Regions from separate parts of the Mus musculus genome. Here region 1 is linked to region 2. A link is a loop called in an ENCODE intact Hi-C map of the cell type or tissue named here. Cell type or tissue: left cerebral cortex. All regions are shown on one strand. Links, peaks and the distances in the headings refer to the core of each region. The heading gives the core; the rest is flanking DNA. Region 1 overlaps Cped1 (cadherin-like and PC-esterase domain containing 1). Region 2 holds the start of Cped1 (cadherin-like and PC-esterase domain containing 1).

Region 1 (16,050 bases), core at 3,364-11,363, 110 kb after region 2:
CACCATGGATTTAACATCTGCAGCAATGCTTATTGTTTTCTCATAATAGTTATTATTTAGTTATTGATTTCAAGATCGAATCTCAGCCTAACTTATAATCCTCCTGCATCAACTTCTAGAGTGCCCTTGTCAACACGCATAGCTAGAGCTCTGAGGACAACTTTCAGGAGTTGGTCCTCCCCTTCTCCCTCTACATGGGCTCCGGGAATGAGACTCAGACTCTCAGTACTTGTATCTGCTGGGCCACTTTGCTGGTCCTGAAATTTGATGATGATGATGACGACGACGATGATGATGATGATGATGATGATGATGATGTGTGTGTGTGTGTGTGTGTGTGTGTGTGTGTGTGTGTGTGTGTGTGAATGGTAGGAGCCCACAGGACATGCCATACTTGAGAGGGTCAAAGAACAACTTTCATGAGTTAGTTGTCTCCCTCTACAGTGGGTCGCAGGGATCAAACTCAGGCTCAGTGGCCAGTGCCTTTGCCTGCTGAGCTATTATCTGTCTCTTCATGTGCTTTCAGGAAGAGTTTGTTTCGAGGACAGTTCTTTAGTCTTATCTTCTAAATCTGTACTTATAACACATGCTGGTACACCATAAGTGTTCCTAACTTCTATTAATTTCTTACTGCATTTCCTCCTCGTTACCATGGGTGGGTGCTTTCTCTTCTCTATTTCACTGTGTTTCATCTTTGATTATTCCCTTGGATATGTTAATCAGGTTATTTTAAGTCCAGTTCTACTGTGTGGCACGTATCACTCAGCTTGCGACATTTTTTGCTAAGGTGTCTGTGCTTCGTGTGTTCTCTACGTTCTTCTCTTTGCTCCCTTCTGTGGATTTATGTATTCTGGTTGGGATAGTATTAGGGAAAGACCAGTTTGTGTGAGGAGAGGTGAGGAGGGAAAATACCAAGCCCTAAAGAACCCCTTTGATTCTCTGTGATGATGTGACGCCAGTCCTTTGCCAGTTCTGAATTTTATCACCCCCGCCAAATTCTTAGATTCAGGAAAGCCCTGACAGGAAGCACACTGTGACTGTCATTATGTAATCCAAGATTGTGAAATTGTTGTTTGGAATGAGAATGACCCCTGTCTCAGTTAGAGCTTTACTGCTGTGAACAGATACCATGACCAAGGCAACTCTTATATTCAATTAGAACAACATTCAATTAGGACTGGCTTACAGGATCAGCAGTTCAGTCCATTATCATCAAGAAAGGAACGTGGCAGCATCCAGGCAGGCATGGTGCAGGAGGAGCTGAGAGTTCTATGTCTTCATCTGAAGGCTGCTAGAAGAGTATTGACTTCCGGGCAGCTAGGATGAGGGTCTTAAAGCCCACACCCACAGTGACACACCTACTCCAGCAAGGCCACACCTTCTAATAGTGCCACTCCCCAGGCTGAGCATATACAAACCATCCCAGCCTCCATTGGCTCATGTGTTTGAATGCTTGGTCTCCAGTTCGTAGACCTCTTGTCAGTTTCTTTCTGCTCTTCGGATTTATCTTTTAAAAGAAGACCTTGCTGATGATTACCCCTAAGATACCGTTATCTGCTCTGAAGTGGAGATGGAAAGCTTCCTGGGCTCACATGCAGGAGGTGATTGTTTCCTTATTAGGTCAACCTTGTGCTTGACAGTACAGAGTTCAGAAAACAAGGGCGGGTGTTTATTTACCCTTCAACTGAAGTACTTAGGCTTCCCAACAAAAGGTCATACTCATCTGACCGATTGGTTTTTTTATTCTGTAAAATACTATTTCCTCCTGGTATTTTAAGATGTGTAAAAATACACAGAAGTCTCTTCATGCCAGTGTGGAGAACAAATGTAAGCAAACTCACCAAAGACTAACCATGTTATATCAGCATGCTGATATACTCTGTCCTTAAGTTTCATAAGATGTGTGTGTGTGTGTGTGTGTGTATGTGTGTGTGTGTGTACATGTGCATGCACCCAGGCTCATATAACGAATCCTATATTCAGAGGCAGAATTATTTAGTTAGATGAGCAGTGATTTATTCCCTATTCAGTGAGGTAAGCCCACTAAACTGGTTACCAATGGTAGTGTATAGGACATCCTGGCAGCTAACCTAAATACAAAAGCGGTAAGAGATAAGACTGAGAGCTCATTTATTTCCAGTTAGGCCTGCTGCTGAGATGCCTTATCTGTGAACGCTCCAGGAGCAGATGAAAAAAATATCAAGACATGCGAACTTGAGAAATAATAAAACGTAGTAACTGAACTTTTAAAAGTCACTTTAGGATGAAAATATTTAAAAATTTAAGTGAAGTGTTAAGTAATTCAGAGGATGCTCACCCCCAAAAGGGGTAGAAAGGAAAGGGGGCGCAGAAAAATGGCAAATGCAGCATTCGCTCACGGTGTCCTCTCATGTGAATTTAAACAATCAGATATGTCTCTGTTGTGGCATTATTATTTTTTGAATAGCTTCAACATTATGCAATATTTTATTCAAAATTATCTTGTTCCCTTCCTTCAAAGCTTCCAGGGACTTGAGTGGAGTCTTTCACGAACTTTCTAACTGTTACTTTTAGTTAGATGCATCCACGACTGTCTTCACACACAAATCACACAGATGAACTGTGAGAAATGTCATAAATTTAGACTTGGTTCTTAGAGTAAAAAGTCATGAGTTATCCCTTTATTCACTGTAAATCACAAAATCAGGAGTCACTCAGCAGAGAGAAATCTCTGATGTCTGTAACTTTTTTATGAGGCTGGAAGATTCTCTACACTTGTGATTGTAGTTGGCGGTTTTGATGAAAACGTAATGTAAGGTGATTTGTGCCTCAGGCAGGAAGCTTGTCAGAGTCTTATTTTTGTCCAGTTGAAGCATAACCTACATGAAATCACTGATCAGCTATCATATATTTGATACCAGATATAAATTTATTTGACATATGGGATGTCAAGTATGAATTTATAAGGAGATAGCCCTCGCATATAACCATCTTCTGATCCATTCATCTTTGTGGAACTGAATTAAAGTTTATTTAGAATTTTTGGATTGTGTGAAGAAACTGCTTGAGTCTACTTTACTCCTGACTGCTCTAAGGCCAGCCACTCTGCTTTGCTGAGGTATAAATTGTATGGGCAAAGGACACATGGGTGGTAATTCACTTTCCAGTAAATGCAATAGATTGCTGCCATCCCCCAGATTATGAGGCACTTTGATTGAAAAGGTGAATATCTGAGGGATATGGACATTTCTCAAGTGGGAGGAGTCATCAATGGGAAGCAAAGGTAAAGCAAGCAACTATGACAACTCACTGGCTCGCAATCGCTGCCCTCCACCTTGGGGGGACTTTTTGTCCATGTCTTGTACCTGCAGATCCCTTGACTACCAGCGAACTCTGCAAAGTGTGTAAGGAGGAGAGCCCAGAACTTAGCAAAGATGCAGAGACGCCTTACTTCTTTTTCCATTTGGAAATAGGACACAATTACTGGATTGGGGTTAGCCTCATGTATGCAGGGGCTTTGATAATGCCAGGTGAGACAGCTAATGTAATCCCGGAGTGAAAAGGAGTAATGTCTTTGGAAATAGTAATAAAGCTACACTATGGTTTCAATCATAACAAGTGTTCTTCTCTGGTATTCATTTTTATGTCTGAGACTGCAGGCTGTGGAGCAGACCTTGTAAAAGGCTTTCACTGGGCACCTGGCCCTTTAGCGGGCCTGAGAGATTTATGTCATCAGTAGGAAGAATGTGAATAAAAGTCTGCTCCCAAGAGTTTGTAAAATGAGTTGATGTATTACTTAGCCAATACGTGCTTGCGTTCACTTTAAAATGCATTATGTGTTCGTGCTAAGTCTGGTTTTCTATAAGTGAAAATCATAGATAATTATCAAATAGGAATGATGCTCAAGAAGAAAATAACTAACAACCATGAAAAACTTATCTAATCATCTCACAATAGTGTTATTATTATTACTTCAAATGAGTGTTTGCTGTAGAAAAGACTAATTGGTTTACAACTGCACATGATTTTAAAGCGCATGAATTCAAAATAATTGATGCTCTTGATGGTAATTTTATTTTCTCAAAAGCATTTTGCCCATTAATTCATTTCCAACCTCATTCCACAAAAGATTTGTCAGATAATTTTGAAGGCTCATTAATTCTTAAGATTGATCTTAAATTATTCTCCTGAATAGAAAGAAAATGATGCATTAGCCATGGCTTGTTTTGTTTTTGTTTTTTTTTTTTCAGTCAAATGTGGCAACTTTATCATACAACCCTCAACTTTAGGAAGTCAGGCCCTGAATCTATATCTGAGAAACCCACACAATGGTCCATGGACTCTCAAAGAGTGTTATTATGGGTAGCACTATCGTTTGAATTAATGGTACCTGTTGATAGTGTGGTGGCCTGAAGGACAGGGCCCTCATCTGCTCAGGCATTTGAATACTTGGTCCTTAATTGGTGGTGCTGTTTGGATAGATTTAAGAGGTGTGGCTCTGCTGGATGAAGCAGGCCGCTGTGGGATTGGGTTGGGGCGAGGTACGGGATGCTGGAATTTGAAGTTTCAGAAAGCCATGGACCATTCCCAGTTCACTCTCTGCTTCCTGTTTGTGGTTGAAGACAGCAGCTCTCAGCTTGCTGCTCTATCCGGAGTGAGCCTTTGCCATTGCATTTCCCAACCATTATGGCGATGGACTCATCACCTCTGGAGCCGTAAACCCAAATAAATCCCTCCTTCTATAAGTTACCTTGGTCGAGGTGTTTTATTGCAGCAATAGAAAAGTAAACTCACAAGTGATGCTAACATCAGAACATCTGATTTGAGAGAACATGAATTAAAAGTTGACTATCACAAAAAAAAACCAATGTGATTAATTTATAGGCATTTTATTAATTTCCACTTCTTATCTGTTCAGAATGAATGTCATCAACTGACAGATATAATGAACTGATAATATTTTAGTGTGCTTTCCATTACTGTTAACACTGCAGACTGGGTAAGTTATAAAATTAATTATGGCTCAGAGACCTAGACCAAGATTGAGGAATTACCTTTGGGATAATCTTCTTGCTGGATGTCCTAAGATACAGAACACATGGTTAGAGCCTGTGTGTGTGTGTGTGTGTGTGTGTGTGTGTGTGTGTGTGTGTGTGTGTGTACCATATGTACACATTGCTCATAGAGGCCAGAAGAGAGGATTGGACCACCTGAAACTGGAGCTACAGATGGTTGTGAGTCAGTATATTGGTGTTGGAACCTGAACTTGGCTCTCTGCAAGAGCAACAAGTACTCTTAACCATGGTGAGCCCTCTGCAGCCTAGTCAGTCCTGTTTAAGCAAGTTATCCACAAACAAGCATAGGGCCCCTACACTATGACTGTCTCTAATCCTGACTGCATCCCTATGCCCTGCCTCTTAAACATAGTGGAATTCTTCTCCAGGCAAATAAACCAATACTGGCTTCCAATGTTATATTATATTATATTATATTATATTATATTATATTATATTATACGCTATAGTGAAACTATAACAGGTATATGTGCCTTTAGTGTTTGGTGTGAAGGTTAAATGCATACATAATGTAGAATAGTGACAACAGAAATGTAAACCCATGAGTCCCAGCCCTAATTAATAAATTTGCGAATTATTTGTTGCTAGCAAATATCACTTCCTTTAATGCTAGAGAGTCAGTGATTTATGAAAATATGGAAGTGAATTAACACACAAGGGTTCAGTGTGAAGTCAGGTGAGATAAAACTCCTTCAGGGCATTTAGGAGATGGGAAAGGCACTCTCTTGTAGTACGTTGGATGTATGTGGCCTCATGCCTGCACAACTGCTCTGCTCTCTTATTCTATACCAAGCCTAAGCTAATGTGGTCGCAGGGTGAGAGAAAGACCCAGGAGAAGGGACAAATAGCAAGTGTTGCTCCCCCGTACTGGAGCCTGTGGACTTCCCAGAGGCTCTGGGCAACTCTCCCCTTCTTAACATAAAAACGGCATTCTGATTTCTGTTGTGCCTAAGTGGCCATATTTCTATATGAGATAAACCAGCCTTGTCATCAGAGAAGAGGCCTAATCTAAACAGAGTTCTGCAGCATTCTAGGCCCTCATAAAGGTAAACACTGTTTTAATTTCCGAAAAATCTTATAATGCCTTTAATAGTTATCTTAAATTTATTTTAAACAACATTTTATGAACAACATAAAAAATGTGAAAAGTGCACACACATGTATGTGAATAGCATATTATGTTTAAAGAATAAAAATGACCATATTTTGCAAACAGTCTGAGGGTTTCCAAAAATCAGTTTTAAAACTTTGTTTTGCTCTTTGAGTTGGGGTCTTATCGGTAGCTGTCTGGCCTGGAATTGAGGCATGTTTTCTACATCGTCTTCCCAGTTTGGGAGTTGCAGGCAGGTGTGAGCCACTATACTAGGATCAAAATCTATCTTCTTGCTCTTTAAATGTGCAGTGCATTGTGGGGTGTCTGTAGCCAGGATACTGTGTCACAGCTCACCCAAGATTCCTGCTGCTTCCTAGAACTTAGTGCCTTGGTTGACCTCTCGTCATCCCTTCCCTGCTCTTTCCAGTCTCCAAACATTTAAAAAACAGAACTGGCTAGTCCAGAAAGATGCTCAGAGCTGGAACAGCTGCAATTCTTTCTTCGCTTCCCTCCTTTGAGTAAGAATCACTAAGGCGATTTTCCAGTGGTGACACAGCCAGGAACTGGGCAAAGCTGCCTGCAGACTTCCTGAGCGTTCCCACTTCTATGTTGCCACCTGGAACGTTTAGACATATAATTTTATAAATATCCATCCCTACACTTTGACAACCAGGCTGACCTCAGCCTTCTATTGTTGTACTAATTTTAAATAGCATTTGCTGATGGGAAATAGATGGAGACATTAAAAAAAAATCAGATAGTGTCAGTAAAGAAGCAAATGAAAAAGACAAAAAGATAAATTTACTTGGTTGAATAGGCTTGAAATCCCTAAGAAAAGAGATTTTTAATTATTCTTCACTTAAATAGCAAGCAAACCTTTAGTACATGATTAGACTCAGCTTTGGAATAGGAATGCCACCCATCAAACTTTGTAAAAGATTCAGTCTTAGGAAAAACATTTTCTTTTCCTTTACAAAGTGATAGGTAAATACAAAGTAACACAGAAAACAATGCAAGTCCACCCTACCCAGTTGCTTTAGTTCTTAATTGTTACAAAATCATACATACATAAACAAAATATGTTTCCACTAGTACATTTGAAGCTTGGTACATGTTTGCCTTTTAAAAACTTTTCTATTAACAATTTCCTTTATTTTCTAATAGGTTTCAGAGGCTGTAACAAATCCTAAATATAAAATACCTCCAAATGTGCCAAGTAGGGAAAACGGCTTTGCCTGCTCAAAGAAGCCAGACTACTGTTCCCTTCAAGAGAATATCTGACTTGCATTTGTCTTGTATGATTTATGCATTGTAAGCTTAAAATGAAATACAGCCATTTCCCTTCCATATATTAAAATGTGGTTTCACATTTGGAAGATACAGTTATCTTTTGTCACCAAGGAAACTGGCATAGATACAGGTTGCAAAGAAAATTACTATATTGCCCCCAAGCGGTCTCTTCTGGTGCTGCATAAATAGTCTGAGCTGTTTAATAAAGAAAGAATAAAAGTCCCCAATACTTAGGCAGTGAAATTTGGCCTTTTTTTCCCCATTATGTCTTACATATTTATTGTAAAGGTGTTATTCCATAATTGTCTGCAGTTATTGCAGTAGGATGGCCATATTGTTATCCATGAATGCTGGATGATGCTAATTCGTCAGTGCAATTTAAGTTGCCTGGGCCACAAAATTATTGGGGATGGTTTCAGAATGTGTCAATCATTGGAAATTCTTTTCCCATTTAAGAATGTTTTGTAGCACACAAGCTTTCAGAAATTGCTATAGAGCCAGTAATGGCTTTTAGTCTGAACATGTGAGACTGCTACTTCTATTCTTTTGCGCTACATTTTGGTTTTAGGCGAAATCATTGATTCTGCTAACCTGAATTCCATTATTGGCTTATTGAAATGAGCTAATACTGTGTTGCAGAACTAAGTGTGTCTTTTTTGTTTCTCTTAGCACTCAAGGCAGAGCTGGGCTATCTCTCAGGTACGCATGGTCAGAGCTACATTCTATACCAATGACAACACAAAGGCATACTTACTTGTTTTGCTCCTTGACGTTTGATGGGCATCATCTTGTGAAAGAAGCCACCTTGACAGGCATGCCTCCCTAGCCCTCTGTGTTACACAATGGTTCTTTCTTCCTTCCCTCCCTCCTTCCTTCCTTCCTTCCTTCCTTCCTTCCTTCCCCCCCCCTCTCTGTCTATCTATTTATCTATCCTCAAAGTCCGTGCAGTCAGTTCTTATGAACTCTGTGAAACAAGCCCTTAAATTTGGAAAAAGAGACTACAAGCAGAAGGAATTCCTGGTACCCTTGCCACGTGAACCCATTTGCAGCATGCTCCCTTCTGCTCAGCTTCCTGACACCTGGTGTCTCGTGCTCCAGCATCCAGCAGTACCAGGCACTGGAGCCTGCCTCCTTTCTGAAGGTCTACTCCAAGCTGATGCTTTTATAGAAATTGCTATTACCACAGCTCCTACTAGAATCTTTTCCCAGGTAGATTTGGAGGGTGTGAAAGGTGAATGAGGTCCTCCCGGTGTTTGGTTGCCTGGTTCGTCGCCAGGATGATTTTTGTATTCAAGCCACAGAGCCAGTCATTATCTAAACTCAGAAGTCACAAAAGAAAAACATTACGCTAGAGAAACACATTTCATCTTACTTTGCTGTAAAGGTAAAAAGAAATGTGATTTAAAATATGAATAGGCCAGTGATGACTCCTTTCAGACTGAATAATAAACAAATATTTGATTGCAGTCTTACCCAAAGAGAGAGAAAAATGTACCACTAGTCTGAAAGCTGTAAGATTGGATATGCAGGATAGAAAAAAAAATTCTAAAGCTCTCTTTGTACAGAACTTGGAAGGGATGTAAGGTAGAAAACTAGCTTTATGATCAGTATGGCCATAGTTAAGTGTCTCAGCCTCAACTAACAGATTAAAGATGCATGAAATAATAAGTGTTCATATCGGTGAAGTGAATCATTAAAAATAAATCCCCTTTTAGATCCCTATTGGGATTTTACACATGATGCTAGGCTACAGTGACTTAGTACAGAATTTCTGCTCTTTGTTAAGTTTATTCTTGTACATATGTAAAAATACTTATATTTAAACAAATAAATGTAATTACAGAGTTTTTGATAGCACTAAGAATGAAACAGACATATAAGGAGTACATAGTAATTGTGTTATTCAGTATATGAGAGGTAAAAATAGATCTTCCTAAACAGCATCTAGACTGTTGAAACCAAGTGTCTTTTGAGATTTGTGATAAAGCATTCCCAGCAAAGTGGCAATCCAAGGTGTCTAGATAGGAGAGACTTTGCATATTCTCAGAACACCGCAAACACTAAGTGTGCACATGGATGCGTCAGAGAAAAGAATCGAGTCACACAGGTCTCATAGTCAAGGGACATGGCCAGCCCCTCCCCCACTCTGGGAGATGGCAGTGCCCAGGGGCTGCACCGTTTATACCCACACTGCTGCTGTGCGCAGAGCAGACTAGGCAGGATGTTGTAGAGGCAGAGAAACCTTCTACAGGCCAGTGTGATGAGATGATGGGAGCTCAGAGCAAGTGGATGAGATGGTGGTCTAATGGAGGGAGGGGGAAACAAGTTAGCCAGGTGTAGTAGCACATGTCTTTGATAGTGTCACACTCTGGAGGCAGAGGTAGATGGATCTCTGTGGGATCTCCGAGAGTTTAAGGCCAGTCTGGTCCACCAAGCAAGTTCTAAGACAGCCAGGGAAACTCTATCTGGATGAAGAGGAGAGAAGAAAAGAGAAGGGGAGGGGAGGGGAGGGGAGGGGAGGGGAGGGGAGGGGAGGGGAGGGGAGGGGAGGGGAGGGGAGGGGAGAGGAGAGGAGAGGAGAGGAGAGGAGAGGAGAGGAGAGGAGAGGAGAGGAGAGGAGAGGAGAGGAGAGGAGAGGAGAGGAGAGGAGAGAAGAGAAGAGAGAAGAGAATTGGTGTTAGAATTAGAAAGAGAACAGACAGAAGAGGACATGATCTACATCATTTAAGCTATGATGGCATTTCCTGAGATACCAGACTAAAGAGGCATCAGATGGGATGAAGGAGTGGTTGTTCCATTACCTTGCTCTCAAGATGTCTTCTTTCTCTCTTATGGTCCCCTTTCTAGGCAGTACATATGCCACACTCCCAAACACACAGTGAAATCTAGAGATGGAGAGAATCTATTGACCAATGTGTCAATATCTTCTATGGTATATTCTGTGCCTGAGATTCTCTCTTCCATCTCTTGTATTCTGTTGGTGATGCTTGCATCTCTAGTGTCTGGCCTCTTTCCTAGGTTTTCCAACTCTAGGGTTACCTCCATTTGTGATTTCTTTATTGATTCTATCTCCATTTTTAGGTCTTGACTGTTATGTTCAATCCCTTCACCTGTTTGATTGTATTTTTCCATATAACTTTAAAAGATTCATTTGTTTCTTCTTTGAGGGCTTCTACCTCAAAGGTAGAGGGTTTGCCTGTCTTTCCCTGAATTTCTTTAAGGGAGTTCTTTACATCCTCCTTAAAGGCCTCTAGCATCTTCATGAGATGGGATTTTAGGTCAGAATCTTGCTCTCCAGGTGTGTTATGGTATTCAGGGCTTCCTATGGTAGAAGAACTGGGTTCTGATGACGCCAAATTACATTGGCTTTTGTTGCTTATACTCTTGCACTTTGCCTTTTGGTTATCTCTGGTGTTAACTGGGCGTGTCTCAGACTGGAGCATGCCTGACCTGGGTTAGAATTGGCTTCCTGGGTGTCAAGCAATGCTGTCCCTGGTTAGAGAAATCCTCCTGTGTCCCTGGTTAGGGCAGGTCTTCTATGTCCCTGGTTAGAGCAGACCTTCTGTATCCCTGTGCCCTTGTGTTCCTGGTTATGGCAGACCTCCTGAGAGACAGGTAGGCTGTGGGGTGGGGGTAGGGGCAGGGGCAGGTCTGATGATCTTGGGTTCAGGTGGAGGTGCAGACCGGAAGGAGGATGATATTCATGCAGAGCAGGATGGATCCCAGGTCCGCTGGTCTCTGTGGGGGCCCCAGCTGGTGTGGGTATTGAGGTGGGGGCCCCTCCAGTGTTCCTGATTATGGCAGATCCCCTGGGAGACAGGTAGGCTATTGGGTCTTGAGGTGAGCAAGAGAATCTAGGGGAAATATACAGCTTTTGTCTTTTTAAATTTGGCTTATGCTTCTTACTAGAATGATTTCCAATTCTGTTCATTTCTCTGAAAGTATTATGTTTTAATTTTTCTTCACACCTGAAAACAGTCTATTGCGTACTTGTAACGTATTCCTTTTCCACTTGTCCGTTGGTAGTCATCTAGGCTGGTTATGTTTCTGAGTTATTGTGGGTAGGGCACTTGTAAACATGAATGCTGCTATATCTCTGCCATGGAAAGGGAGAACATTGAGAAGAGGAAGGGAAGCAGGGGAGGTGGGGTAGACAGATCAAGAGGTCCAAGGGAGATAACGAGGGAAGAGAACAAAGAAGGAGAAAGTATTTACAAACTTGGCTAAATAGAACTCACTACTTTGTTATGCTAGCTTAAAATTTTAGTAAAACAAATAAAGAAACATTGTGGGGAAGTGTGAATGGCAAGGTGGGAGGTGGAAGCTGACTCACCACACAACCAGCTTTCTCTCACAAACATTCGCTACTTCTCTTGACTGCGGCTTGGCCACTGGTCTCTGGGGAGAGCTGCTGGTTGCCCAGCCAGATGGTGTAGCCTGGCCTCACTCACAGATCTGGCTATTTGCAGGGTGTCAAGGTCATGAGGGTAACTTGGTTCTGTGTCTCCCATCAACCATCAGGATAGTCAGGGTGTTTAGATTTAGTAGCAGTGCACTGACAGCTTCTTAAGAATAGCTGGAGAATAGCCCTTCAAAATCAAGCTCTTTGTAAGATTTTGGTTTTGATAGCAGGTTGAATATTTACTATGTCCCTACATACACAATCTCCAAAGATATATCCATGCTTCAACCCTAAAGTCTATGAATTTGAAAAAGTATCTTGGGAGATGTACTAAGTTAATTTCTTCATTATTGTTCTATTTCTGTGAAGGGACACTATGACCAAGGTAATTCATAAAGAAAAGCTTTAATGGCGGGGGGGGGGGCGGGGGGTTTGATCTGAGTGAGTCCCTGACCATCATGCTGGGATATGTGGTGCTGTAGCTGTAGCTGTAGCTGAGAGCTTACATTTTAACTACAGGTAGGGCTGAGGGGAGGACAGGCATGGGATTTTAAGGCCTCAGCACCAGTGGCACACCTTCAGCACGGCCACATCTCTAAATCCTTTCCAAAACAGTTTCACCAACTAGGGACCAAGAATTCAAATCTATGCGCCTATGGCGGCCATTCTCATCCAAGCCACCACAGTTAAGACAATCCTGGGTTTGATAGCTGGCTCCAGACCCCATGACAGATGACCTCACAGGACAAAGTCAGAAGAGGTGACTGCTACAGAAGAGGAAGAGACAGAGAGGGAGAAAAAGTCATAAAAACTGCATAGGAGATTAGACCTTTGTCCTTCACGGAATGTCAACAACTACCAGAGGCTGGCAGGGGAGAGCAGTACATTGTTGTCTCCTGGAGCCTTAGCAGGAAACATGGCCCCCAGGAGACCCTGATTTCAGGTTTGTAGCTTCAAGAACCTTAAGAGACATGGCATTTTTTTTTAATGCCGTGTCACCAGACTGTAAGTAATCTGTTATGGAAGTCATAGTAAGTGAGGAGTTTTTTGTGTTTTCCCATTAGGGCATTTGATCATCAGGCTTGGCTAAAACACAAATGTGAGAATAAGGAAACATCTAAATTAGATGCAAGAGACCATGAGACAATAGGGAAAAGGTATTCTGTCTGATGACTTCACTATTAGATAAGGTTGTTCATCTAATGGCTGTATACCTTCACCATGTGAGCAACAGAAGAAAAAAAAAACAATTTTCTTATAAGCATCGGTGAGCAAGGAACACACCTATCAAGTTCTTCAGGCTTGCATGAGATATTTATATTTGATCATGAAGCCAAAAGCAACTCAAAGGAAAGCACTATTGATTCTTTCCATAAACCACCCACGGTTAATCCCGCATACTAATTTTCCAGAATCATTCAAAGAATGGCTAATATGTTCTGGCACCGTGGAAAAAGAATCATAAAAGAAATGATATCTGCAGAGGCAGGAAAAAAATACATATTTATAAATAACTGCAGTACGGGACAGAATGCCATTGACAACTCAAGAATTTCTGACACAGGAAAGAGTGTCAGGGAGGTGTTCAGCCTGGGCAAAACTGGGTAGACTTCAGAGTGGGTGACATCTCAGCTCCATTGGAAGAATGTCGGGGGGGGGGCGTTCTTCCATGGTGGGAGGGAAAGCCTACCCACAGGCATCCAGCATCCAGGGCATGGGTTTGGGGCGGTTCTTGTTCCCAGCCCCCAACCCCTTGCCACTCCTCAAGTTCCATGAGGTAAGCACATTCACTCCAGCATTGTCTTCCAGTTATGGTACACTTCTAACCAGATATCATGAGCCAGTCTCTCTTCCTTTTTTTTTTTTTTTAAATTAAGTATTTTATCTATCTGCATTTCAAATGTCCTTCCCAGCAGTCTTTCCTCCTTAAAGGTAATTTTCTCATGTATTTTGTTTCAGCAGTAGAAAGCTAAGGAAGGAAATGGGGAGACGGCTCAGAGGGAGAGCAGAAAAAAAAAAAAAAAAAAAAAAAAAACGGAAACCCAAAAACCTTGACCCTTGAGGAATGTAATATTCTAAAACAGTTGTCACTTCATAGTGGGCTGAATCTGTTCGCTTAAATTGCTCCATCCAGAACGTTTGACACACCTGGGAGGAGGCGTGTTGTTTATACCTTCTCCAAGGGTGAGGAGAGGAAGATACATGATCCAGTGGAGAGGAGCCAGCTAATAAATGTCAGTTAGGATTAGGGCTCCGATCCCCAGCGTATAGAATGTCTTAATTACCCCTTGGCAGCTGGAGGTCCTGAGCCAGCTTTCAGAGCCAGAGGCAAGCATGCCTGGCTCACGTTTGTTCCTCACACAAGTTGCACGCTCACCAAGTCAATATGGCAAAGCTGATTTTAAACATTTCAGTAAAGTAAGTGCCCCTGTAGCAGCTCTCTCTGAGACCTTCTTTTCAAATGTTCTATGTTGTTGCTCTAACTACAGTGAAATGGGGTCACACAAGAAAAGTTTAGTTAAGTCACAAGACTTACAATTGTAAATAGTGCAACCATATGTGAATAGAAGGCCTTGGCTTTCTGTCTCAAGATTGGCAATGGAATATCCCCTTAGACTTCATGGATTTAAAAAATGTTTAAAATTTTTAACTATTACTATTTTGTTTTCACATAAAAAAAGCACTATGGGGTACCAAGGGTGAAAGGCTGTACTGCAACCACTGAGGACTCCTGTCTTCTATGAACTGAAGAAAGATGTGGTTTAAGTTCATCTTCATAGATATGATTCAGTAGCAATGGGGAAGACAATATATATTGTCAAAGAGTAGAAGTCAGTCCTCAGCTACCACTGTATAGCATTGCGTTTGCCAGATACAAAACTGTCAACTTTAAAATTATGACTGATGCTCACTTAAAATAGCATGTGCACAATACTGAATTTTGCTTATGTGAGAGAGCTGTAACTGGCTGAAGAGATGCCTATGAAAATATCAGATGATTGTCAAAAAGCTAATGTGGATTTAACACTCTAACACGGTAGCACTGAAGTTTGGACTAACTGCTGTATCATTTTCTTTGCTGTACCAGTAGGAAGCATTCTTTTTAAAATTTTCTGATTTTAAATGGTGTGCATGTGTGTGTTTGTGCACTCAAGTGTGCGCGCACAGGATCATGCATGTCCAGGCGGATACACAAGTATCAGATGTGGGGCTACCGATGGTTGTGAGCTACATGGCAGGCTGAGAACTGAACTTGGGCCCTCGGCAAAAGCAGCATCCTCCCTTAGCCACGCAGACATCTTTTCAGCCCACAGAGCCCATCATAGTTTTTTATAATGAATATATTTTCCTTCCTTCTGTGCTTGACCATGAGACTTGATAAGATCTAAACTAGATCATCTGCATTAAATGCCTAAAATATATGGAAGATAGTTTCCCTTTGACTTCTTTACACTCTATAGACACATGGGATGGGAATGTTGGGTATAGCTGTGGCCTGTGCACTTATTTGTGCGCATCTGCATAAATGCACGTGGGAACTCACGTGTGCACATGTATCAGAGGTCTTCCTTCATTGATTCTCCAGCTTAGTTTTTTTTCCCATTTTTATTAGGTATTTAGCTCATTTACATTTCCAATGCTATACCAAAAGTCCCCCATACCCACCCCCCCACTCCCCTACCCACCCACTCCCCCTTTTTGGCCCTGGCGTTCCCCTGTACTGGGGCATATAAAGTTTGCAAGTCCAATGGGCCTCTCTTTGCAGTGATGGCCGACTAGGCCATCTTTTGATACATATGCAGCTAGAGTCAAGAGCTCGGGGGTACTGCTTAGTTCATATTGTTTTTCCACCTATAGGGTTGCAGTTCCCTTTAGTTCCTTGGGTACTTTCTCTAGTTCCTCCATTGGGGGCCCTGTGGTCCATTCAATAGCTGACTGTGAGCATCCACTTCTGTGTTTGCTAGGCCCTGGCATAGTCTCACAAGAGACAGCTATATCTGGGTCCTTTCAGCAAAATCTTGCTAGTGTATGCAATGGTGTCAGTGTTTGGAAGCTGATCATGGGATGGATCTCTGGATATGGCAATCACTAGATGGTCCATCCTTTTGTCACACTTCCAAATTTTGTCTCTGTAACTCCTTCCATGGGTGTTTTGTTTCCTATTCTAAGAAGGGGCAAAGTGTCCACACTTTGGTCTTTGTTCTCTTGAG
Region 2 (16,050 bases), core at 5,062-13,061:
CTGTTGTGACTTAACCGTGATGGCCATAAGTATCACTGATAGCAATTAAAAAACGTGAATGTCTTCACAGCAACCTACAGCTTGGGAACCGCAAGCTGTTACATTTAAGGTAGATCTTTACCCTTTGGGAGGTCTGGGGGGTTCTGGAGTTCTGAACTGGGGCCACCAGGGTTGCAGGCAAGCATCTTTGCCTACTGACCCATGTGGCCTGCTGTCCCCTCGGTTATTAAACAGCAGATCAGAGTTACAAATCAAGATTTATAAGTTTCCTTATTTTGAGAACAATCTAGAATCAGATTTTGATTTTGACCTAAAACAATACTTACGATTTGATTCTGTTATTGAAATGTTGACTTAAAGAGGAGGTGACCTTAGGTTTGATGTTTAATTGAGTTTGATAAGGGAGAGCTATACTCCATTCTGATCACTTGTTTTAAAGTAGTAAGTTGCATGTGCTTCGTGAGTTGTAAGAGTTAATTCTTACAAGTGTCAGCATGATTAGAATTCTTATTTGAAAGAGCTTTAATAAGTTCCTTAATATCCTCTGCAGAGCCGTATAATTTAGTTTCGGCTAACCCAGTGTTCCTTTTTTACTTTCTTTATCCTAACAAAGGAAACGGGAGGAAAACATAATTTGTTTTGTTTTTTTGTTTTGGTTTTGGTTTTTTTTTTTTTTTTTTTTTTTCCTGTTGCTTAAAAAACCTGACCATTTGCTGGGACATAGAGCTGATGTGGGAAGCAAGTGAGGAGAGCACACATACCCTGTTGCTGTGTTCCCATTCCCATTGCACATGTCTACTTGTCTTCCTTAGGAAATAACAATCACTGCTTAGGAAGCAGTGTGCCTGCTAGTTTTAAAGATGAGCTCCTTTAAAACACAGCTATTAATGCAGTAGCGTTATGTGGTGGGGCAACAAACCACACAACTAATGGCTGTGACTTAATGCCTTTGCTTTGTTAGAGTTGCTCCAGCAGAGGCAGTCTCAACACTGGGACATCAAATTGTAGTAGGTGCCAAATGACAGGAAATGGCTTTCCTTGCTAAATGCAATGTAATAATTCAGCCAGGAATGCTTTTATGTAACTCTGCGGATAAATATGAGACATCTGCTAATAGCTGGTAGTGGTTTTTAGTTTGACTTCCCTGGTATATCAATTAGAATTTACCAAAATATATGTCTCTGTCCTTGAAGCATTTGTATGTTGCTCTGGAACGGAACCAGTTATTTCCTTGGGTTCGAGTACTGGTTATAAAGAGGACTTGTTCTGGGTTCCCAACCTGTGCAGAGTGCTTTTCCTTTACAGCTGTTTGCCATTTACACATGTTTTAAAGAGAAGCTCAGTGTCCTACTGATAAATAATTAAGCTTGTGAATTGATCTTAAGGCTTGGATTCAAAATTCAAAGAGAACTTGATGTCATGGACACACGACTGAAGAGCCACATTCTGTTCAAGAATGCTGCCCTCTTACCCATTCGGATTTCCTAAATGAAGGCCAGTGTCTTAGTCAGGGTTTCTATTCCTGCACAAACATCATGACCAAGAAGCAAGTTGGGGAGGAAAGGGTTTATTCGGCTTACACTTCCATACTGCTGTTCATCACTAAGGAAGTCAGGACTGGAACTCAAGCAGGTCAGGAAGCAGGAGCTGATGCAGAGGCCATGGAGGGATGTTCTTTACTGGTTTGCTTCCCCTGGCTTGCTCAGTCTGCTCTCTTAGAGAACCAAGACTACCAACCCAGAGATGGTCCCACCCACAAGGGGCCTTTCCCCCTTGATCACTAATTGAGAAAATGCCTTACAGTTGGATCTCATGGAGGCATTTCCTCAACTGAAGCTCCTTTCTCTGTGATAACTCCAGCTGTGTCAAGTTGACACACAAAACCAGCCAGTACAGCCAGCATTCATGAGCCACCAGACAATCTATACCCTTCAACTTGTGACAAGTTTAATTCTGTAAAAGTCTCAAAATATCTTTTATTTTCAGAAAATGGGGATAGATGCCTGAGTAATTAAAAAAAGAAAGGAGAGAAAGGAAAAGAGGGAAGGTAGGAGGGAGGGGTGGAAGAAAAGCAAAATCTCAGCTGCTTTATAACATTTTTAAATGAACTATAGCTTCTGGAGAATCCTATATCTCAGATCTATAGAAAAGACAAATGAGATTTCTATTGGAAGTGTAATTTGATCCTTTCATATAATACATATAAATGTATTAGCATCTTCTCTATTATTATACTCCTAAGAGCAAATTGTGCCTCCTTGCCAGTGTGTAAACCTTTGTCTTAAAGAAAGTGCAACACCTAGTGTGCCCAGTGAGGCAAGTGATTCTTTGCCCCCTTATCTGTTCGTCCATCTGTCTATCCAGCCCCATCCATAGATAAATGTGTATATAATAACTACATCTTACTGGTTTTGTCTGGTGTTTTGAGACCGTGCCCCCTTCTGTAGTTCAGGCTGGTACTCACTGTGTAGCCCAGGCTGACCGAGAACTTGCCCTGATCCTCCTGAGTCAGCTTCCTGAGTGTTTATACCCTAGACAGAAGACATATCCCACCATTCCCAGCCTATGTATAATTTAAAGGATTCAAATGAGAATGACATTTAAAAGGCTTAAGGGAGGCTCTCTGTCCATAATTAACATTTGGGCAGGAAAAGATCTGTATAATTATGAAGTTGTTAAAATCTCAAAAAAAAAAAAAAAAAAAAGCTGATGTACTCACTATCCCAATGTACAGAACAAATAAATCTCAGGCAGCCACAAGTAGGAACTGTACAGCTATTCATTCATTTAAATTTGAAAGTCCCCAGCCTCAGCACTTTTGGCATTTTTTCTGCCAATGATTGTATCTTCATTAGAGGATAGAGTTCATAGCAACTGTGGGCTTCTGCTCTAAAACTCAGCAGCATCTGTGCCAAAAGTATTCCAGTGCCAGCTGGGACACCAAAGTGTTTCTAGAAACTGCTAAAAGCTCCCCTCCCTGAACCAAATATCACCAAGATGGGAAATGGTTAGGAGAACAATGGTAAGACTGATACAGAGTATCTGAATGAGTGATGTGTAGGTTTCCACAATGAAAATGTTTCAAGCAATCGCTTGCAAGTAGACACTTAGATACAGCAAAAGCACAGAGACAGGCAAAATAGCTTTCAATGTGAAGCAGTGTGATAGCTTACACAAGGTACAGGGCCATTAGCACAGTGTGAAATAAAATACAGCACACAGCGATTCAAATAAATTTGGTGCCAATGGAAGTTAGCTCAAAATACCGGTGAAGAGACAATTGTGGGAAGTGAGTGACGAACTGAAAATTGTGAGCTAAGCAGTTGACTGGTTTTTTAAAAGTAGTGGCACCAAATGGTCACTTAATAAAGAATTGCCAAGGCAAAGTGTGGCTGGCAAAGTGCCACTCTAAGGGGAGGTCTAAAATCAGAACCATTTTGCTTCAGAGGCCTCAATCTATCAGGACAGATTTCTCATCTTGAAATGTACAGATTGCAAGATATACCTATTTAAACAAACAGTCAAAAAAAAAAAGGGACCAGCATGACCATGAAGAAGTTGAACTGCATATATTTCCATGTATAAATTGGGCAGACACTGGGCAGGCAGTTCACATGGTCCTCAGACCTTGGTCATACTAAAAAGTTCTCTTAAACTGAAATTCTTAGCGTGAACAAAAAGTGGCTGCATATGGCTATGTGGAGAGAGACAAGGTGAGTTGGAAGAAAACTGAGCATGTTCAAATATTGACTGTATTAAACATTGAAGCAAACAAACAAACAGGGCCTTGTTTTAGTGTCTTACTTTGTGATTTCATTGACTAATGCCCACAGCACTTCCAGAACCATGTATGAGCCTAAATGGACACAGTTCTCTGACTTTGTGAGCAATGGATGAAAGCCATTCGGTTGACATGAGAGGATACATGATCTAACCCTGAAACAGAATCATAATATCTGCATGCAGAGCTTTGTTTAGAAGGCCTAATAAGGTGCCTCTGTCTATGCTAGAGTAGTGTAGCAGCTGCCTCCTACGGGGCAAAGGATGAGGGAAGAAGGTAGCCCACACATTTTCTATTCAACTTTGTATATATTTTGCACTGCAGAGAAGAATCACATGACCTTTGCAGGTGATTTCAAGGAGATTTGGTTCTACATGTTTACAATTAAAATTGGTTAAAAAAAAATAGCTTCACTGTCACATTTATCTCATCCTGATGGCTTCTATGATCTGTCCATTAAGAAACTTCTTGGATGCCTAAGGTTTGTTCATGAAGACCAAATTAATTTCAATTTGGAAATTACTAAAGCCATCTTTCACCTGTAGCTAATACTTTCCCAACTTTATTTTAAAGGTTCCCCATTAGGATACAAAGTTCATATTTTGCCCAAGTGGCAGCTGAAAGTATTAAGACTCTTCAGGGCCAGTTGAGAAATGCCTGGGATTTCGAAGCTTTCTTAACACTTCCTGAAAGATATGTATTCCCTATTTTGTTTCTCAAGGACACATGGCTTATCTTCACTTCAGCTGTGTGTGTCAGCTCATTTCCTTTTCCTCCTTGGCTTATTGATAAGGTACATTTTCCATGTCACCAGGCCCAGGCCAATACAATGACATGCTAATCTGAAGCTCTCCTCCTAAGAGATAACCAGTTCTTTCTTGTTCCTCTTGTGCTAATAAGTTGTAGAGACCCTCAGTGGATATCTAAGAGTCTGTGAGGTCATCAAAAGTCTTAAGGAAACTGAGAAGTAATAGAAAGTTGACATGTGAGCTTTACTACATTAGACCACTAAGATTTTGAAGCTGATAAGTCATCCTGCTTGGACCAGTTTTATCGGTGTGTCATACCCTAGTCATTTATAGTATCTGTCACATGTCTTCTGTTTTCCATAGTGTCTAGGATACCTTTGAACAGATTTAATTAATACATGACTCATGATTTAAAACTACCAACTCGTATTTAGAGTTTATTGGGAAAATTCAAGACAGAGCACAGCATAAGAAATGATAAGAGCTGAGAAGGCAGTCTGATTTTTATCGGACCACTTACTGCTAACAGCATTCCCAAGATTTGACGTGGGACACCACCGTGAGTAGTTGCAACCAGATTTTACACTATCACAATCAAGGACCTTCTTGTAGAGAAAAGCTATTCCCTGACATAAGCCAGCAGGGCTCGGAAGACTGCATCAGAGAGGTTGTTCCTATTGAAAGGTGTTACAGAAACAAAACTTTTGGATCACCAGGTGACCTTTGAGGCCATCTATTGATCGTGGTGCCCCTGGTTTATGATGAAGTTGAAATTCAGAGAATCCCTGGTCCAGCACTGAAATCTTTTTACACATATTTTTATCTGCACATGGTTTTAAAAATCAATACCTTAAAATGCAGTTTTCATAAGCTGGGCAATTGGAAAACTGAAATAAGAGGTCCATAGCGAGCTCTTGGTCTCCATGGGCCACATAGTGAGGCCTTGTCCCCAAAACCAACCAAACAGAAAACAAAAAACAAACAAAACCCAAGGATTGTGGGTAGGTGTGTGGTAGAATGCTTACCTACTATGTCCAAGGCTCTGAGTTTGATTCCCAAACAATAAGCCTTCATTGAATATTTGAGTCAAACTCAAGTACCTCAAGTGCATACCAAAACCAAAAGTAGCTATATGTGTCATAAAAAGATCATATTTTATATGTTGGAAAGAACACTGAAGGTTTTTGTTTTGTGGAAGATTGTTCTATGTTGTACAACATTGATATTAGAGTACATGTTTGCCACTCTCTCCTCACAATGCTGCTAAATGCCTACTTTTAAAGAAGTGTGTGTGTGTGTGTGTGTGTGTGTGTGTGTGTGTGTGTGTAAAGGTTACTTTATGAACTAGATCACAAAAGCATCTGGTTTGAAACAATGCCAAAACCCCAGGTTCACAATTGTACTACAGATATGCCCTCCCACTCCCACCACTGAGCCAATATGGTCTCTGTCTTTATTGTTTCCTGTATAGACTCCAATCTAACTCTGCCTAGCCTCCCACTCAAATATAACTCATATAGAAAGAAGACAAAGAACTCAATGGCAAAAAACAAAACAATTCCATTGGGAAAAAAATGGTTGCATTTAGACATTTGTCAAAAGAAGAGGTCAAATCACTTGTTAGCATCTAGAAGAGTGATCAGCTTCTCTAATGCCAGGAAGACACAAATCAAAACCATAGCAAGATGCCACCTCACCCCATTTAGGATGGTCATGGTACAAGGCCAAAATGGCAAGAACGGTAAGAATGTGGAGTGTTGGTGACCATGTAAGTTACTACAGCTAGTGGGGAAAAGGGCTGCAGATGTGTCAAAACTTTGAAAATAGAACTACTATCAGTCACTCAGTGCCATTGCTGGGCACAGAATCAAGGATACAAGACAATGTGTTTAAAGGACATCCGCACTCTTGTTCACAGCATTAGTTAAAACAGCCAAGGATAGAAATGACTACTGTGTTCTTCAGCTGGTGAGTGAAGACAATGAGCTATGCTTACATCATTTTATTCCAATAAAAGAAGAGAATGAGATCCTGTTATTTCCAACAATGTGGGTAGAATTGGAGATCATTATGCTAGGTGGGAAAGGACGAGTATAAAAAGTAAAGCCCATATGATCCCATTTGTGAGGAACCTAAAGGCAAAATTCTTAATGTTTTTACCCCAAAGAAATGATAAGCATTGAGTCATTATATATGTTTAGGCTGACTTGTAAATAACATGCTACATGCATGTATAGAAACATTGCAGGGTGCTGCGTTAATATGTCCAATATCTCTATCTTTATCTAGCCATCAAAACTGTGACTTTGAGAACACAATATTTGATCGTCAGGCATGACTAAAGCCATCCTCTCAAACCGTCTGTTCCCCTTCATCACAAAGAATAATGGAAAGAGAACAATTAGGGACAGAGTTTGTATCTGCTTCTTTTGTGTTCCCCGTGGCTCACCATTTCCATGATCTGCTCACGAGTCCGACACCTCACCACATTCTAAGCTCTGCTCGGACTGAGCCTGAGGATCTAGCACCTAACAGATGTGCATCCGCTCTCATCCACCTGCCAGCTGTTCAGGATGCTTAGGTGCCTTCCATGGACCATCTCACCTGGGCCATCAGTACTCGGAGGGGGGACTCTGATCTCACAAATGATGGACTTAGATTTCATATTCCAAAGCATTTATTTCAGGACAGCTTGTAAGAGGTGGTGAGTGTGATGATCTATGTCCGTAGTGGATTGACTCTAACATCTGATGTGGTCCCAGGAGTCTCAGTCCACCGGGAGCTGTGCTTCCTTTGCCACGTTCTTCTTCTAATTAACCCCTTCTTTTTCTAATACTATAACTATTTCTAATATTATTACTACTGTCTTCTGCTCCCTTGGACTCTGTAGTCAAGATAGGGAATTGAGTTCTTCAACTTATCAGAATCCTTTCTAGTTTCCTCTTAGCCAAAAGAAAGCTACAATGTTGTGTAAACTTTTTCTCTTCTGTTGCGTTTCCCTTCTCCCAACCTAAAGGCAATTCTAGTTAGCATCCAATTTACTCTTCTGTAATCTGACTCAGTGACTTAATAATTCCTCCCTCCAAAAAAAGGATTCTTCCTTCCTCAAAACTTGATTTTTTTTTCATAATTCTAGGGTTAATAATTAACAACTACCTATACTGCTCATAACACCCAGTAAACAGCTTTACCATACTCTGGGTCTTATTAACATAGAAACCATTCCAGTTTAGAGGTCTAGTAATTCCTATTGGCCTTCAAAATATATTACATCCACACAAAACCTGTGGCATGCAGCAGTGATGCTCTTTCAATGTCTATATGTGAAAACCAGGTTAATTTTCTCCCATTCCCTTATTTGTCATGGTATTGAAGACTGAATTTATATATTAAATAGTAGTAAAACATTTTATAGACTATATGTAAATAGACTGAGGTAAGTTATTGTTTATTCTATATTGACCTAATTAATTTGTTTTTAAGGTGCAAACTTTCCTTTTCTCTTCTCTTCTTCTTTTTTTGTTTTTTTATTCTGTTCTTTTCTTTTTTATTTTTTCTTTTGTTTTTTTTTCTTTTCTTTTTTGTCCCTCTTCTCTTCTTCCTCCTTTTCCTTCTCTGTCTCTCTGTCTGTGTCTCTGTCTCTGTCTCTCTCTGTGTCTGTCTCTCTCTGTGTCTGTCTCTGTCTCTCTCTGTGTCTGTGTCTCTCCCTCTCCCTCCCCCTCCTCTCTCTCTGCTCATCTATCCCAAGCTGACTCAAGTTTCTTACTAGCAAGAGATGTCCATTTTCTGAATCTTTTGTAGCTGTGAACCTCTAGGGGGCGCTCTTTCTCACAAAATATTAGAGTGTAATCTCTGAGTCTGGAATGGGTTTACTCTAGGGGTGTGGCCTCAAGGGAGAACATCTGCCTATAAGAAGTTTGGTTAGACCTAAAGTATAGAAACCATCTAGGTATTTGAAGAATGTCCCCGTGAGCTTAAACTAGTCGTTCCTAGAGCTGCCAAAGCAAGAACCTGGAGGTTCTCTTCGGTGGTCCCTCATCCTGCTGAGCCAAAAGTGATGCCCGTGAGAGGGTTGGTATGGAATTAAAAAGCCTGCTGGGTACTCCTTTCTCCTGGGCAAAAGTTAGAACTTCAATACCTACTACAGTCAGTTCATTTGAAGAGCTAGGCATCAGACTATTTGCCTCGGAGAACCACAGAGCGGTAATAACGGCGGAAGGACTCTGTTGGAATGGAGAGGGGACTTTTAGTTACACGGAATGTTTCCTCTTCAGTGGTCCAGACTGTCCGGATGACTCTCTTGTCCTCTTAGGCGAGACCACAATTCCCTGGAGTGATAAGCCTCCCGGTTAGCTCAGAGTCGGCCTTCATCTCTTCCTCGACCTTTAGCATCTATTGACTAGAAGCCATTTGTTATTCTGTATTAGGAAAACGCAGTGACACAGAGGATCAGAGATCAAGTATATTTCTAATTCTGCGGGTCTGGATAGGTAGCCACGTTCCAAGTTGGGATATGGGTGCCAACTGCTGTTCCCATGCACATTAGTAGCCTACCCTTTGCTGGGGCAGAAACTTATAACGCGGCTCGGACAGCCCCCAAGGCCAGAAAAAGCCTTAGTTTAGCTCCGCCCCGCTCGGCCTGGGTGGCAGCGATGGCCCAGGTCCTCCGGCTCTCGGCCCTGTGTGCAGCTGGCACGCGCGTGTCTCCGCGAGTCTGCGCGTGTCTGTCCGTGCGTGAGAGTGAGATGAAGCGGAGTCCTACGCCTGGGTGTTTCCTTCCAAGTGATTTTGATCAGCAATCCATTAGGGGATCATGAAAAAAAAAAAATCTGGCTAAAAGGATGAAAACTGAGTAAGTACACAGAACTTTGAACTTGAAACGGAATGAGACCAAACGCAAGCAAAGCCCTGACAGTAACCACATACAGCCAAACTGCTATCCCCCTTTTTTATGTTAAAAGCCGTGAATGCTAGCAGCAAAGTGGCAATTTAAAACTGAACGAAAGGAAGCAGCAGTTCTACAACATAAAAGGCTGGGAGCGGGATGGCTTTAAAACCGGAGGGAAAATGAGAAACTGCTAGGACAACCTGGCCGGCGCCCAGCTGTGCAACAGGCACTTCGCGTTAAATCGACTGCGTCTTCGGCTGGTTTCTGCCTCCAGACCCGCTTTACGGTGCTTTCTTTTTGCCCCAAAAGAGGAGACAAGCTGAACTCCTGACTTTAAGAATGTTGTGGAAGTAAGGCATTACCGGAAGGAACTCTTGGTAGCTGGGGATGCATTCGGATGATTTCTTATAACTATCTTTATTTTGACATCTTAAAAAAAAATCTGGCCAGTCACTTCTTACTGTCCTTCATTTAAGGGCTATTAACCACCTCTGACCGCTGGGTCCTATGAATCTTTGGCATGAACCTTCGGAAAGTTTTCAAGCGGAGATGGGGCGAACTTGATTGGAATTGTGTAAAAAGAAGACAGATGTGTGTTTTTTTCACACTGACAACGTGGCCAGGGGCCAAGTGATCCTGGACTGGTCATGGTCTGTCGACCCGGGTTCCTTTGTCGCCGGCGATTTTGCCCCCGACCTTTCCTGGTGGGTTTGGTGGTGGCGATCTGTCTCTTTTACCAGACCCTGACACTCCGAGGGACTAAGAAGATTGCAGCGGACGTCTCTGGCACTGTCCCACACACACCCTCTCAAACTCAGGCTAGCAGATGTGAAGAAGGATACCGGCAGGACAAACAATGCTTCCTTCTCTCTGCGAGTACCCAGGAAACCAGGAAGGTAAGTCTGAGTTGAGTTTATCCTGGGCGTCTGTGGTCGGCCTCTCTCTCCTTTCTGCAAAACTAAAATTAACTTCCATGTGGTCCGAATGGGAGCCAGAGTGAAAACAGTGCGGAGTGACCCGGTGACTGGGAGAGGTATTACATAAGCTGCCAAACTTCCTAAACCTACTTAAAGAGTTCTGCCCTTTATCCTTTAGAGGCTACCTTCATTGCAGTGAGGGAAAATCGCTTTTAAGATGTTAGAAGTCTACGAGAGCTGAGGATTTACACATCAGAAACAAAAGTCAGTTTTAAAATCTGAAAGAAAGAAAGAAAGAAAGAAAGAAAGAAAGAAAGAAAGAAAAAAGTCCGTATCTCTTTCTTAAATCCAAGAGAATGAATGATAAGACTCCCAAATTCAAGGATTCCTCCAGAGTTCCATGTCAAGACCTGCTAAGTTGATTCTGAGTTGGTGACTATGTTTCCAAACTAATTATTTCGGAAGAATTTAAAAGAATATAGTATCATATGCTTCTTAAAAATACTTGACATGGGGTTTAATTGTTCATAGAATTAGGAGAACACTGGTCCAGTATTGGGTCCATACCTAGACTCTAAGCACTCAGGAGGCGGAGGCAGTAAAATTATGTCACGCTTCAGTCCAGCCTGCTTCACATGAAGAGTTCTGGGCCTGCCTGTGTCAAGTAGTGAGGCTTTTTCTTTTTAAAGTGTGCATTTATGCTTGGTGTGGTGGACTACCTATAATCCTGCACTAGAAAGGCAGAGAAGGGGGCCAGGGGTTCAAGGCCAGCCTGGCTAACTACATTGTAAGCCCAAGTCCAGCCTGAGCTATATTACACAGTTTCATACAAAATAAAGGAAGGAAGGAAGGAAGGAAGGAAGGAAGGCAAAAGAAAAGAAAAGAAAGAAAAAAGAAAGAAAGAAAGGAAGGAAGGAAGGAAGAAAAGAAAAGAAAAGAAAGAATGAAAGGAAGGAAGAAAGGAAGGAAGGAAGGAAAACAAAGAAAGAAAGCAAAGAGTTGGAAACAGATCATTCTGTATTAATACCGAGGGTATAGTTGCACTATTTTTACTTGTGAAGTATAGGGTACAACACAAATCCAGGGAACATAAAATGTCCATTTTACTACTGCACTCTGTTCATGCCTGCCAGACAAATGCAGGCCCCTCATTGTCAAGTATAAAGAAGAAAACTAAAAGAGGTGAAAAACAAATTATTTGGGAAGTCGTGATGGAAAACCCACCGAACTGGGTGGCAAGATACCTTTGGGACCTGCAGGAGGTGCCTTTTATCTATGTAGACTTGGGGGGAGTTTCTGAGCCTGCTTAATAGTACTTGGAGCAGAATTTTATCTTGGGTGGCAGCATGGTTGCTGTTGTCAGTACTGACACCTCGGGGGACACTGTGGTGTTTTTCAGGCTCATAGCTCAGGTAGATAGGTAAGTAGGTAGGAAGCGAGTAGGGTTTCTCTTAAACTCAAGTTGGCTGTCACTGAAGGATGCTCAAGTGATCCACATGGCTAGCAGGATGCCCTGTTGCATCCCAGAGAAATCAGGCTGCTTGGTTTCTACCACAATATATGCTCTAAAGAAAAAACGAACTCGACCATTGGCCTAATCATTTCTGAAGCCACAACTTGAAGAACCCCCACCAAGTCACTGTAGATTAAGATGGTGAGCATTTGAAGACCGCCACGGAAGAGCGTTCACTTGTTAGCAAAACTATGAAGATTGTGTTGACTCATGGACAGAGGACGATGACAGATGACAAGGGCAGGGCCATCTTTAAAGGAGGCTTCAACTCACGGTGTGAGTCAATCTCTAGATGCTATGAAGTCACGGAAGAGTCTACTTTTGGTTAATTTATGAGACTATAACTTTTCTTTTTGTTATTTTTCTTGAACGCTTTGAATTTATGACAGATGTCACTGAATTTCAAAGCTGCTTTTCCTTCATTTTAAAGCCACCTTTTGGCGGTTTGTAATAGCGATGTCCTTGAGAAGTAGGTGGGGTACATCTTTCTTTAAATGCTTCAATGTTTCCTAGGAAATGTAGATGGAAACGCTTTATTACTTAACTTTTAGCTTCCTTTACTTCCTTACTAGGCATTTCCTGAGTCCTGCCTCGTTTGTGACTTACGCATATGTTAACTGTTATTTGTAGACCGGCACAGAAAATTCCACTTCAGCTTCAGAAAGCCTGCTTCTTGGAAAACATCTGAAACTTATTGGCTGCTGGTGTTAAAAAAAAAAAAGAAAAAAATTCACTCTAGAATTTTCTTCAACCAAAAGAATGCCAAACACCAAACACATGATGGTTTTGGCTTCCAAGTGATTCAGAGTCTTAAATGTTAAAAACACAAGCAAGATTCTAAATCAAAATGATAGTTCAGTCACTACAAAAATGGTGTTTCCAAATATTTGCTCTATACCTCTGGTTTTAATGTATGCAACCCACTGCCAGCAGGTAGAAAGATGTTGTCATGCAGGCTTTATTCAAAATCAGAAACAAACAAATCCTACAGACCAATACCTCCCCAAAGGAATCAAGTGATAATTATCTGCAATTATTAAATACTCTTTCAGATATCTAACATGGAGAGACAAATCAATATATTATGAATGTTATATAGATAATTTAAAAAATAAAAAAAGTCACTAATGAAATAACCAGCAAGACACTGCCTAGGTGGTTGTTTCTCAAGACCTACAAGTGGCGTTTAGATAGGATATCTTATAGATTTGTTTTTATCTGTGCATTTTGAAATTTGTAATTTCTCTTACTCAGAGAACAAACTACTCAACTTAGCAGAATCCCTCATCTTTACTCTCCTTTACAATAAACTCTCTTAAAAGATGCTTAAAACCACTGGACTTGCTTATTCACATTTCAAAGAAAAAGTGTGTGTGGTTATTTAAAAGATCTCTAAACATCAGAAATCTCATGCAAATACTTGTGTGTAGGTGTGTCTACAGATCTCTGTGGGAAAATAATGGATTTTGATCAGATATTCAGAACTGAAAACACGCCAAGACCACTGGAAGTGCTTAACCAGCTGCATGCCTCAATGTTTAACTAACTGTGTATATAAATTTGTCTGGATTTCTGTGTGTATAAATTTGAGTATATAATTTTGGTCTGCATAAGTAAACCTAAAATGAAAAACCAAATTTAATTAAGTGTCCCAATGAGAATGTTAAAACAAACAAACAAAAAAACTGACTTCGTGTGGAAACAGAGATGTCTTTGGGGTAAACATTGAGAGTGGCAGATAACAGAATATTTCTCTAATCACAGCTGTCGGTTGTTGATGAAGCAGCAGCAAGGGTTTCCTGGCCTTTGGGGCTGCAATTCCTTCTTAGAGGAGACCCTTTATACTCTATCCACCCAGTAACACAGGCTCCTGTAGACAGAAATATTTGAAGACAGTAACTTTGCCTTCCACACCTTTCCCACTGAGACTTGATTCAGCATTAAAACCGTTCCCACTGCCAGTGAGATCACAGGACTCCCTCTGCCAACTTTCCACGCGGAATCACGCTCCCTCTTTCTGGCCAAATCTAATTCCTTTTTCCATTTGTCCTTTCCAATGTGCCTTGCTAAGCAGATGTAATATTGTCATTTCTTCTGAATTTTTCTCTCCGCACTGGATGTTTGAATATTATTTAATAATCTGCTATGACTTAAACCTATTCCGATTTAAATATAAAATAGTTATGTTGTCTTCACTGAGGTAGGTTCCTTTGTAAATCTATTTTCATGGAAGCTGATGCCTTGGCATTGCATAACACCAAAAACATTAAATTATAAACAGACACAATGAGTAATATCTCCTTAGCCCATGCTCCTCTATTGGAAACACAGCTATTTGGGGACTGTGTTTAGACTCATGAGAGCCATGTGTTTCTGATTATCTCCTGTTGGAACTACACAATGAGAACTACTATTCCTTGGACTGCTGATGGACTGTTTGCTGTTCAAATCTTTCTCATTCTCCCCTTGGTTTCAAGGACTGGTCTGTGCAACTTTTACTATCCCCAGGATCCAACACATCCCAACGTAAACAAGCAAATGTCCTCATTAAACATATTCCAACCGTTTTGTTCGTATGTGTAAAAATAATCGACATACTTAGCATTTGAAGACGTTTTGATGTTTGCTTGTTTAGTCCAAGTTTTGGAGCATCAGGAAGTTAGACAAACTCTTAGGTGCTGACAATCTCAGGAATACCAAAGTGGAGACAAAAAAAAAGGAGAAAGAGGGATGGGTAGAAAAGTCTGTGGCACTTTCTGGGGTCACATCCAGAGAAGCTGTCTTCAGCTACTAAATCTCAGACATTAGAGGTCAGAGGAGACCCTGATTTCATCTTCTTCTGTCTTTCATTGGTTGGTATCTATCCAAAGATACTAGATTCTCAGGACAACCATTAGTGGTAGTCAGGACCTATATAGGTATCATTTTGCCAGTACAAAATCATTTGAAATGGCCCCTTCTTTTGAATAAATAATGTGAGTGGCAGTAAGAATGCTCGTGTTCTCTCTCTCTCTCTCTCTCTCTCTCTCTCTCTCTCTCTCTCTCTCTCTCTCTCTCTCTCTCCCACAGTGTGTGTGAGGGAGAAGGTGTGTGGGGGTAGGGGTGGGTGTGTCAGGGGGTGGGTACAGGGAAAACAGATAGCCACAGTAATGGTGTGAGAGGCATCCATGAGCAGGCAGATGAAGCCCAGAAATCTAATGACAATTGTTACAGCAGGGGTAGTCATTTCACTGTCTAAACACCTAGTGAACACATCTCCATGGCTCTACCTCTCAGCAATTGATTTTGCTTTCTTTAATTTAAAAAAATTGCAATTGTCTCTTGGAGAACCCCTACTCTTTTTTGTTTGTTTGTTTTGTTTTGTTTTTGTTTTTCGAGACAGGGTTTCTATATATAGCCCTGGCTGTCCTGGAACTCACTTTGTAGACCAGGCTGGCCTCGAACTCAGAAATCCGCCTGCCTCTGCCTCCCAAGTGTGCTGGGATTAAAGGCGTGTGCCACCACACCAGGCGAACCCCTACTCTTTGACTGGAAAAAAAAATCTCTCCCTTTCTCTTTTTCTTTCTCTCCTTGATCCCTTTGAAACATTCATCCATTTTATTCAATGTATAAATATTTATTGATACTAGCAGGGCAATGAGTATGACACGGGTGACAGAGAAATAGAAGCCATTGTGAGACGGGGTAAGTAGAGTGCCAGAAAACTGATAAATTCTATTCTTTAGAAGAAATGAGAGAAGGCAAGAAGGAACTGGAGAAGATCATTTTTAAAGGTGCAGCAAACATAAAAACATACATATGCATATGAAAGACACTAAATAGATTAATAGACTCTTATGGCACATGTTCTAGTGTGACCATGAGCACATACATGAGTGTGTGTGTGTGTGTGCGTGCATGCATGCATGTGTGCGCACAAGCACTCACACACACACAGGATATCTAATAAGGTCTAGATGTTGATGAGGTGCACATAATGAGGTGTCTGAATTCCTTAGGTATTGGGCAATCACTACAGAAAGCAAAGGTGGCCATGCATTGATGTATAAGAAAATATTCCAGAAAACAAGTTACGAAATGAACTGAAGCAAAGTACAGCTAAAGAGAGACCGGCCGGCTGGGGGCTGGCTGGAGAAGCATTCCTTCCGCCATATTTTGTCTTCCTTGATCATTTGTAAGCACTTTCTTGTTCAGTCTCCTGC

What was found. Peaks named below come from ENCODE experiments on the same cell type or tissue, not always from the same donor. Only the 100,000 strongest peaks of a DNase experiment are listed, where the experiment ranks them.
Region 1: it touches region 2 in a loop (2.7-fold over the local background); 6 of 42 quality-filtered maps call a loop at or near these places.

Annotation. Positions count from the first base shown.
Region 1 is chr6:22,090,337-22,106,386 of GRCm38, forward strand. The region is part of intron 6 of Cped1 (cadherin-like and PC-esterase domain containing 1); the gene reads left to right. Among named protein-coding and RNA genes, the nearest start is that of Cped1, 110 kb to the left of the region's middle. In left cerebral cortex, for the core only: a CTCF peak has its summit at 7,605; DNase peaks (open chromatin) are centred at 6,540, 7,583 and 8,571.
Region 2 is chr6:21,976,746-21,992,795 of GRCm38, forward strand. It overlaps Cped1 (cadherin-like and PC-esterase domain containing 1), which reads left to right and starts at 9,165. Exons shown (of 22, transcript NM_001081351.1): 1 at 9,165-10,314. The coding sequence starts at 10,066. In left cerebral cortex, for the core only: a CTCF peak has its summit at 8,354 (motif pointing right); DNase peaks (open chromatin) are centred at 8,366, 9,172 and 9,686; H3K4me3 peaks cover 1,927 bases.